Regions from separate parts of the Mus musculus genome. Here region 1 is linked to region 2. The links are chromatin contacts, found by Hi-C or POLR2A ChIA-PET in ENCODE. All regions are on one chromosome and are shown on one strand. Each heading gives the region's core, a stretch centred on a gene start or an enhancer-like site at or near the end of the contact. The rest is flanking DNA. Distances are from core to core; before and after follow the strand shown. Region 1 holds the start of Tnpo3 (transportin 3). Region 2 holds the start of Irf5 (interferon regulatory factor 5).

Region 1 (4,918 bases), core at 2,343-4,842, 83 kb before region 2:
AGCAATTTCTGTTCACTTACCACCTTAAGCAATCTCTTGAGGACACAAAGATATGTAGGATGTGTTTGGTAAGTATCAAGTCTTTCTTCCAGTTGGTGTAGAATTTTTCAGCCTATAGACTTTATAAAATACACCTTTCTCTTTTTCCTACAGACTTGAACATTTGTTGCCTTTGACTGAAATACTTTTTACATTAGTTTCCTATTCATCCATCAGTCTGGTCTTAGTTTAAAATATTTTTAGATGGCCATCCTACTCCCTTCAATCTAGAGTGTTTCACCTAATTTTTTGGAAACAGGGTCTCATAAGTCACAGATTGGTTTCAAACTTACTAAGTATCTAAAAATGGTCTTGCACTTCTGATCTTCTTGCATCTTACTGTGGAGTGCTGGAATTATAAGTGTGTGCCACCACACTTGATGTAGTGAGGGGATCAAAGCCAGGGCTTTGTACAGGCTCCAGAGCTCTTTACCAAGTGAGTGACGTCCCTAGCCCAAGTTTTAATAACTCTTATTTATTTTTACTCTCTGTGTATTAGTGGTTTTGCCTTCATGTATGTGTGTGCACTATGTTCATGCCTGATGCCTGAGGAGGTCAGAAGTGGGTCCTGGAATTGGAGTTACTATAGAGGAATTTTAGCCCAGCAACATGGCTGTTCTGGCAAGGGATCACATCCAAAGACCTTCTAGGTCTTTGTGATCTTGCTGGAATGCAGATAGGCCACACACCTTTAGTCCCTCTGTTTGGGACACAGACATACCATTAGCACACACTTTTAACTCCAAACAGTGAAAGTAAGGTTAGTTTATAGAAGGAAGCAGCCATGTTTGAAATGACATCTATTCGAGGGGCAGACAAAGTGACAAATCAGAGAAAGATTTGACAGAATGAGTCAAAGGTAGAATACACCAACTCTCACAAGAACTGGAGAGGAAAAGAGGTTACTTAAGAGAGCAACAACAGTATTGGGGGGGGGTTAATGGGACAGTTTTACAGAGACATGTTGCAGAGAAAACAAGCTAGGTGAAGAGTGAGCTAGAGAATAAATAAGGAACCTGAATATTGCCAGAGTTAGTTTGAGTCCAAGCAGAACAATTCGGTGAGAAGCTGAGAGAAGCCAGTTTGAATCAGTCATTTTGAAAAACAATTTTGAGCCAGAACAGTGGAGTTGAACCAGCCAGCCAGAGTTCAGAAAGGACTAGAAAGAGTGAGTTTATTTAGTAGTAAGCCTCCAAGCTGACAATTACATATGGCTAATAAAAGTTACTTTTGCCAGGCATGTGGCACACGCCTTTAATCCCAGCACTTGGGAGGCAGAGGCAGGCGGATTTCTGAGTTCGAGGCCAGCCTGGTCTACAGAGTGAGTTCCAGGACAGCCAGGGCTACACAGAGAAACCTTGTCTCAAAAAACAAAGTTACTTTTACAAGTTACTGATGCTTGTACATTATCACATGAGTTCTGGGAAGCAAGCTTAGGTCCTCTGTGAGAGCAATACATGCTCTTAACTGTAGTGCCATCTCTCTGACTCCTTAAAGTTTTTAGTTTTGATGAATTCCAGTGACCTTTTTCTTTTTTGACTGGTTTTAGTAGCATAGCTAAGAAGTCATTGCCTGATCCAAAGTCATAACTGTATACCTGTTTTCATCCAAGAGTTTTATAGTATTAACTTTTTTGCTTGTCTTTGTTTTTTGTTTGTTTGCTTGCTTGCTTTTGAGACAGGGTTTCTCTGTAAAGCCTTGACTGTCCTGGAAGTCACTCTGTAGACCAGGCTGACTTCATTCTGCATATAAGCTCTGCCTGCCTCTGTTTCCTAAGTACTGGGATTAAATGCATGTTTCACCCTTCACCCCACAACCTCCAGGGCTCCCAGCTCAAATTCCAGCTTTCATTTAAGAATTCTTGTGGTTGCCAGGCAGTGATTGTGCACACCTTTAATCCCAGCACTTGGGAGGCAGAGGTAGGCAGATTTCTGAGTTCAAGGCCACCTTGGTCTACAGAGTGTGTCCCAGGACAGCCAGGGCTACACAGAGAAACCTTGTCTCGAAAAACCACAAAAAAAAAAAAAAAAAAAAGAATTCTTGTGACTAGTTGGGCAGTGGAGGTACATGCCTTTAATCCCAGAACCCAGAAGGCAGAGTTTCTGGACAACCAGAACCACACAAAGAACCCCAGGCTGGCCTCAAATATGCAGCAACCCTCCTGTCTCTGCCTCCCAAGTGCTGGGATTATAAATATGGTCCAGCATGAACAGCTTTAAATTCTCATCTTTTAAAATGAGGTTTAGGAGCTGGAGAGTTGACACACTCACTGATCTTGTAGAGAACCCACACTCAATTCTCAGGATCTATATAGCAGCTCACACGGTAACTCCTCCAGGACCAAGTTGCACATGCATAAATATGTAGGCAAAACACTCATACACATAAAAATAAGTCTTTAAAACTATTTCATTAGAGCTGGGCGTGGTGGCGCACGCCTTTAATCCCAGCACTCGGGAGGCAGAGGCAGTCGGATTTCTGAGTTCGAGGCCAGCCTGGTCTACAGAGTGAGTTCCAGAACAGCCAGGGCCCTCTACACAGAGAAACCCTGTCTCGAAACAAACAAACAAACAAACAAACAAATAAGCAAACCAAAACTATTTCATTAAAAAAGGACTTATTTTGGAAGGTTGTTAATCTTTCACTACATTACATTACATTACACATGGTCAGCCTTCATTAGATACTAACAGTTATTTTTAGTGAAGCAGCAATATTGGGAAACTGGCATGTTAACTGAGGATTGCTAGACAGTTGATTTTGTTTGTCATTTATTTATTTATTTGTTAATTATTTTCTGAGACAAGGTCTCTTTGTGTATTCCTGGCTGTCCAGGAACTTGCTCTGTAGACTAGGCTGGTCCAAACTCAAGAGTTAGGCCTGCCTCTGACTCCAGAGTGCTGGGATTAAACCTGTCTGCCATCACCGCTTGGCTGTTTTTTTTTTTTTTTTTTTTGGTTTTTTTTTTTAAAGAGACAGAGTTCCACGTATTAGAGGCTGGTCTTGAATTCCTCCTGATGGTGTTGTGGCTAACTTCCAAGAGCTGAGATTACAGGCTCTCTTCCTTTCTTTCTTTCTCTCTCTCTCTCTCTCTTTCTTTCTTTTTTTTTTTTTTTTTGAGACAGGGTTTCTCTGTGTAGCCCTGGCTGTTCTGGAACTCTGTAGACCAGGCTGGCCTCGAACTCAAAAATCCGCCTGCCTCTGCCTCCCGAGTGCTGGGATTAAAGGCGTGCGCCACCACGCCCGGCTGAACTGATGTTTCTTAAACACTCCTTGGAGACGGGTGAAGAAGTAGGAACCGGGAGGAAAGACTTTGGATTCCTTGCTGACGAGATAAGATTTGGTCAGGAACGTTAAGAGTAGCCAGACTTGAAGCTCAAATAAAGACTTACGCACCTAGGAGACTGACTACCTTGTGCCTACTTCCCCTTGGTTCTCCTAGTCCGGCAGGGTCACTTCCGGGAGGAGGCGGGGGAAACAAGAGGAGGCGTGCCGGGAAGGAGGCAGTTTGTGGTGCACCAGGCGGAAGTGTGCCAAAGTCTACGGACGGCCACTTCCGGCCCGGGGAAGCCCTGCTTCGGCTCGCTGCGTGGTTCGTGTCATGCGGAGGTAGGCCTCTGCGAGCAAGGCGGGAGGTGCAGAAGCCAGAACCCGTGTCCGGACTCGAGAGTCTGCGATTCTGGCGGGAAGACAAGACAAAAAGGAGGCAGGAACCTGAAAGCGACCTCTCCGCTGTTTCCGAGGGGGCAACTTCCACGAGGAACCCCCCTTCCCTGGTAACGGCCAGAAAGGAGGAGATGGCGCCAGTCAGGGAGCGGCTGTGGCCGAGACAGTGAGGACGCTTGAAGGCAGAGCAAGCGGAAGCCTAGGGAGGAGTATCGGGCTCTTTGCTGTCATCGCCGCCGCTCCCGCCAGCATGGAGGGAGCCAAGCCAACCTTGCAGCTCGTGTACCAGGCGGTGCAAGCGCTTTACCACGACCCGGATCCCAGCGGAAAGGAGCGCGCCTCGTTTTGGCTTGGGGAGCTGCAGCGTTCGGTGAGGTTCGGGGAGAGTCCGTTCTGAGCCGCGCGGGACCAGGGCCGAGTGGGATGGGATGGTTCTCCGCTTGAGTGGAGCGCTTGGCAGTGGGAGATCCTCTTTCCGAAGGAGCTGGTGCCGCGGGGTGGGGCTGAGCAGCCACAGATGTGCTGCCTTTCGGAAACCAGTGGCAACTGATTGGTCACGAACGGGCCCTTTCCCTCGTCTGTGGAATCCGTTTTGTAGTTCTGTACGTCTCGCTTGTGGTCTGGCTCTCCTTTAAGTGCTTTTGGTACACCTTCCGTATTCAAGAGTTGCATCTGGCAATACCTTCCCTTTGGCAGCCTTACTCACCCCTCAGTGTCCCTTGCCGATTTTCATTCGTGTTATTCTCGAAATTTCTCAGGCTTCTAGATTCGTGTTCGTACAAATTTTCTCCTCTCATTGGAGTGCAACGTAATATAAAGAAAAATTAGTTATGGTTTCAGGAAATCTTTGTAGTTCTTTTGTTTTATATCAGATTCCTACTGTATTTCTTCTGCCTGTACGTTTTTATTTGTAAGATGGCTATCATAGCTATATTAATTAGTCCATATTTTTGTGAGCATGTGGTGGAGTGTGTGTTGTATCTATCGTATTTCCACATGTTAAATTTTTGGGCTCATGTTTTTTCATTTTTTGACTCACACTTTGTATTTTCTTCCATGATTTTTCACACTCACCTTTGCTATGTTTTTATTTTTTATGAATTTTAATAGCTTGTGATTTTGCTGACAGTGTTTAGGTTTTAGTCTATGAACTGTGAAATTCTTTGAAAACTAAGGAGCCTCTTAACAGACTAAGTACCTACTTTCTTTTTCT
Region 2 (4,876 bases), core at 1,041-3,540:
ACACTGCAGCTTTCTTTCTGTCTCAGCCTGATGATGATAAATTAAATCAGAGAAAGGTTTTGAAATTGTTGCTCTGGCCTCAGTGTTAGGAAGCGGCAGTCCCTTCTAATGGAGTAGTGACGTAGAGAAATGATCCCCACAGCAAGCCAGGGCCATGAGAGGAGGGTGTGTTCATCTAGGGGCAGAAGGCACCACCTGCAGCTAGATGCACAGGAGCCTCGCCCTGAGCAGGACCAAGTTCAGCATCTACCCCACAGAAGCTCCCTCCTGCCCAACAAAAAAGGCTTAGATCTAAGTCAGATCCTGCCTGCCAGTTCACAATTGCAGCGTCTAAACATGACTGCCCGCTCCTGGGTCTGGAGGTTTTGAATAAGAGCAGTGCTGACACACAACGCAGACTGAGATGTCTGGCTATGAGCCCTAAAAAGGAGAAACGAACAGAGCCCCCACCATCTTCCATGTCAGACCTCAGGAAGTATCCCACATGTGATGGGGCATGGAAGCAGCCCTTGAATCCCGACTGCGATGGAGAGTCCCCATAGCTCACCCCAAGGTCATGAAGTCCCAGGAGAGGCTGCCTGGGCAGTCAGATCACTGAGAACTCCGGAGCTGGTGGGGAGAAGCTGCCATAACGGAAGGAATAAAGGCAGAGCTTCGAACCCCTCCTGTCTCTCGAATTGTCCCGTTCTAAACCCCACACCCAGTTCAAGGCAACATCCAGGGGTTACCTGCAGTAGGCATGAGCATAAATCCCGCCCTCTCCAGGTGAGCGACACACCCGGGGCCCTGCCCCTTCAGAGTGCACACAGGCTGAGATTCTGGGGCAGCAGGTGCGGCAGGAAGAACCCTCTCCCGGCTTCCTCCCAGGGGCAGGCTGGGGGAAGGCCAGAGTTCAAGGGAAAACCCCCGAAGGACTTTTAGTTAATAGGAGTGGTCTCCTACCTATCTCTTTCCTAGACTTTAGCCAGGAGCTTAGGGAGTAGAGAGGGCGAATGCTGTACTGTATCACACAGGTCCTCATGCGAGGCTTTTAGCCTCTCCAGCCTCCGTCAGCCCCGTCCACATCCTTTCTGGTCCTGATCACTTATCCTCACTTTGGAGTTCAGGCCAGGTCGTTCCCTCCTGATCATCCCGGCAGACTCCACCCGGGGCATAACGCGGAGGGAAGGGGGGTGGGGGTGGGAAGGAACCTGGGTCAGCCCCTGGAGTCATCGCGGGGTTACTGGCTTAGTGTCCGTTCCTGGTCCGCTCCTCTGGACCGGGACGTGTCCGCCTTGCTATGCCAGGAGGAGGCCAAGAAAGCCCCCACTTCCACCCCTGCTACTAGGTACCCGCTCTGGGTCCTCTGGAGGTTCGAGAGACACCTGGAGTCTGGGAGACATCTGCACCGAGGGCGAATACTGGCCCGGGACATCTCTCCGCCTGCGTTTCGGCCCAACTACACTTTCCCTTCACGTTCAGATTCTAAGTTGTTACTTCTTAAGTTTAGGGGCAGGCCGTCAAGAAACTAGACCAAGCATTAATCAGCCCCCGCCCCGATTCTTCTCAACAGCTAAGAATAAATCGTCGTCCCCTTTTGAGCTACGAGTCAAGGAGCAGAGCCTCTATTTGACAACGTCTCCCCTCAAACTCTATTCCCACAGATTCCTGTCCTTGGCTTTAAGATCCTTGGGAGGGATCGCTGCTTGACACCTCAACCTCTTTAGTCGAAAAAGTGAGGTGTGGCCGGGGAGGAGAGACGAGCTGTGTGCCGACAGGGTCGGGGTCGGAAACTCGCTCCTCCCTGGTCCCCGCCAGACTGTGACAGGGCGCTTGGCATCCTTGACCCTGGCGAGGCGCAGTGGGGATGTCCACTGGGCCCTTGGGACTTTCCCCGAGCATGCGAACGTTGGCGGCCGGAGCCCGGCACTCCGAGCTGGCCTGGTGCGGAGCGCCTTGGAGCCATTCGCGCTGGCCCGGCGCCGCCTTCGATCATCGCCCACCGCGGAGGAGCGGGATCCCGACCCCGCTGGCCCCGTTGGCAGGTGCCCGGGGCGTGCAGGTCGCCGTGGGTCGGAGCCGTGGCTTGGCTGAAGCCCGGGGCTGTTCCCACCGCCCTCGGGGCGAGGAGCCCAACACAGCCCACAGCCCCGGGACCTACCTGTTTGCTGTGCGCCCGCGGGGAGCCTGGAGCCCCGGCCTGGCGCTGCGGCCGAGCTGAGCTCTCGCCGAGCTGCACCGCCCGCGGGTCGCCCAGCCCGCCCCGCACTTCCGCATCGCGCCGCCCCCGCCCGGGGCAGCGCCCCGCCCCGCCCCTCGCCACCACCCCGCGCCCCGGGCCCCTACCCATCCACCGCCCACCGCGGGGAAGCCCGGGGCCTCCGCGAGACCGCAGACAGCTCGGCGCCCCTCGCCGGGCTCCTTTGGGAATCCGGGGAGACAGAGTCATCCATCACCCAGTCCCCAGATACCCTGTAGCCTGTCCTCACCTAGTCCGCGCCCGCCTGGAGCTGGAGATCCGCTGCGCGCGGGCGTCGATGGAGCCACACTCCAGGGCATTGGGAGACCCCTGAGAGCTCCCTTTCAACATACCTTGGGCCACTCTGTCTCCTCAGCCTTAACACTGGCCCTCCGGACCGCTCCAACTCACCATGTGACTGACAAGCCCACCTCTTCTTTTGCCCTTACCTTCACCGTGGTTTGGGTTTGCCCTTTGAGCGGGTTCCCACCCCCACCCCGACCTCCCGGTTCCATAAACGGGCCTTCCTGTCCGAGTCGATGCTGGCCTCAACTTCCACACATCCTGTTCATGTAGGAACATTATTCGCTGATTCTCACTCTTCAACTTTTGGGTCAGCATCATATTATTTGATAGTCTAAGTGTTTTTTCCAGGAAGGTCTACCCCTTCCTTGAGTCAGCTTTTGGTTTGTTGTGTTTTGGTGTAATTTGTTGATTGGTTTGGAGGAGGGGTGGAGACGACTTCCAGAGTCTTTCCGTTTGATTTTTCCATATGATTTTAACGTCTAATTTCCACTGAAATTCAGCTTAGTTGGGAACCAACCCTGTCTTGCATGGTTCATGATCTATAGTAATTTTTATTTTTATATTTGTATTTTACTGATAATGGAACCCAGGACCTTGCACATTCTAAGCAAGCACTGTGCTACTAAGTGCCTGCCTTCTCTGCCCTGTCATAATTCTAAAGGGTTATTGTATTTGTTTCTTGGGTTTTAACTCTTTTAAGGGTAAAAAGTTGTGTTGCCGGTGCTGGTCTCCAACTCCAGGAATCAAACGATTTTCCTGGCTCAGATGCCTTGAGTAGCTGAGATTTGGTGTAGCATCGCAGGCAGCTTAACTAAAGATATAAGCACATATATTTTAAATGTTTACCATCTTAATTCTTTTTAGTGATTTATTTTATTTTTTATGTATATGAGTATTTTGTCAGCATGCATGTGCATCGTGAACATGCAGTTCCTGCAGAGACCAGAAGAGGGCGCTGGATTCTCTGGAACTGGAGTTAGAGACTGTTGTGAGCGAGGGGGTGTGGGTGCTGAGATCTGAATCCAGGTCTACTGCAAGAACAGCAGATGCTCTTAACTACCAAGCTATCTCTTCGGTCCTAGAGATATTTTTAATACACAAATATTCTGAATGAATTGTTAAATTAAAATGTTATTACATTTATTTTGTGTGTACATCTGTGGGTACACATAAGCATGAGTATGTCAGAGGACAACTTCAGCCAGTTCTCTCCTTCATATGCCTGGCCCAGGGACTGAACTAAGGCTGTCAGGCTTGCCAGCCATCTTGTTTACCCCCCCCCCCCCCACACACACACCCCATTGTTCACTTTAGCTAGCAAGTAAAATATATACATTGTAGACATACTGTTTACCCTCTACATTTAAAGCCTTAGATTGCTGACAGATACCGTGGTATTAATTAATTAGAATTGTGGCTTCTTCCTTAACCTCTGCTGCCTTCCCAGGGATGTCTGGATTAGACTTCAATGAGCAGAGAGAATCCAGTGGGTTTGTTTTTGTTTTCCTTCTCTCTATATATCTCCCCCTCCTTTCACTGTAGCTGAATATAAAATGGAAATATATTATTTGTATCTGCTGAATATATTACCCTCTCATATATGCTAGGCACTCTATCACTGAGCCATGTGTCCTTCTGTTTCACATTTTTAAAATTAAAACTCTGGGTGGATCCAGTCACAGTGGCGCATGTCTGCACTGGGGCAGCTGAGGCCTAAACTCAGCGGCAGGCCATAAGATAAACGGGGCTCCGAAAAGATTCTGCTCCATTCAGATCCTGTCTTCCCTGACAAGGAGCCCCTTAGCCAAAAACTGCCCTGAGCCAGAGACCTGTTTCTGGAGGAAGGAAAGGGGTAGTGCTCATTCAGTGAACAGAACTCCAGCTATTCCAAGAACGAAGAGTCCCCTAGGCTCCTGTGCACTGTCACGGGCAAAAGGGAAGTGAGGCCCCACTCTGATGCTTAAAATTAATCTCAGTTCCCCCTGCTCATTCAGGGGGGCCCAACAGGGTGCAGAAAGACTCCATAGTCCTAGGAGGGCATCAGGAGGTCCGGTGACTCCCCCACCAGTGGTATGACGCTGTCACAGATGAGCTTGTGATAAGAAGTAACTTTGTTGGCTTTGGGCAAAGCCATGGTCCAAGTAAAGGCACAGAGAGAGTTAGAGGAAGAGGGAACCGAAAGAAACCCAGTGTAAATGACAGTGACTTAAGGAGAAGCTAAGCACACTCCAGTCATCTCGAGGCCAGCCCACTTTAGACAGGGCCTGAGAAATGCCAGCTGCCGTTGTTGCCCAACCCCATTTTCTCTGGCCTGGGCTTTGCAGGTTCTCTGGACTGGCCTGTTTGTCTGGG

What was found. A loop is a pair of places that touch in the nucleus more often than their neighbours do. ChIA-PET counts read pairs that join two places held with the same protein, here RNA polymerase II (POLR2A).
Region 1: a map of v-Abl transformed pro-B cells shows a loop between it and region 2 (2.0-fold over the local background). The contact joins the promoter of Tnpo3 here to the promoter of Irf5 in region 2. A Hi-C loop is called at or near these places in 1 of 37 maps with a recorded cell type or tissue (v-Abl transformed pro-B cells). POLR2A ChIA-PET finds 5 or more read pairs at or near these places in 1 of 5 experiments (embryonic stem cell).

The regions. Positions count from the first base shown.
Region 1 is chr6:29,608,523-29,613,440 of GRCm38, reverse strand. Tnpo3 (transportin 3) reads left to right here and starts at 3,592. Exons shown (of 23, transcript NM_177296.5): 1 at 3,592-4,075. The coding sequence starts at 3,956.
Region 2 is chr6:29,524,039-29,528,914 of GRCm38, reverse strand. It overlaps Irf5 (interferon regulatory factor 5), which reads right to left and starts at 2,290. Exons shown (of 9, transcript NM_012057.4): 1 at 2,141-2,290. Gm26627 (a long non-coding RNA gene) reads right to left here. Exons shown (of 3, transcript XR_868831.3): 3 at 4,211-4,876.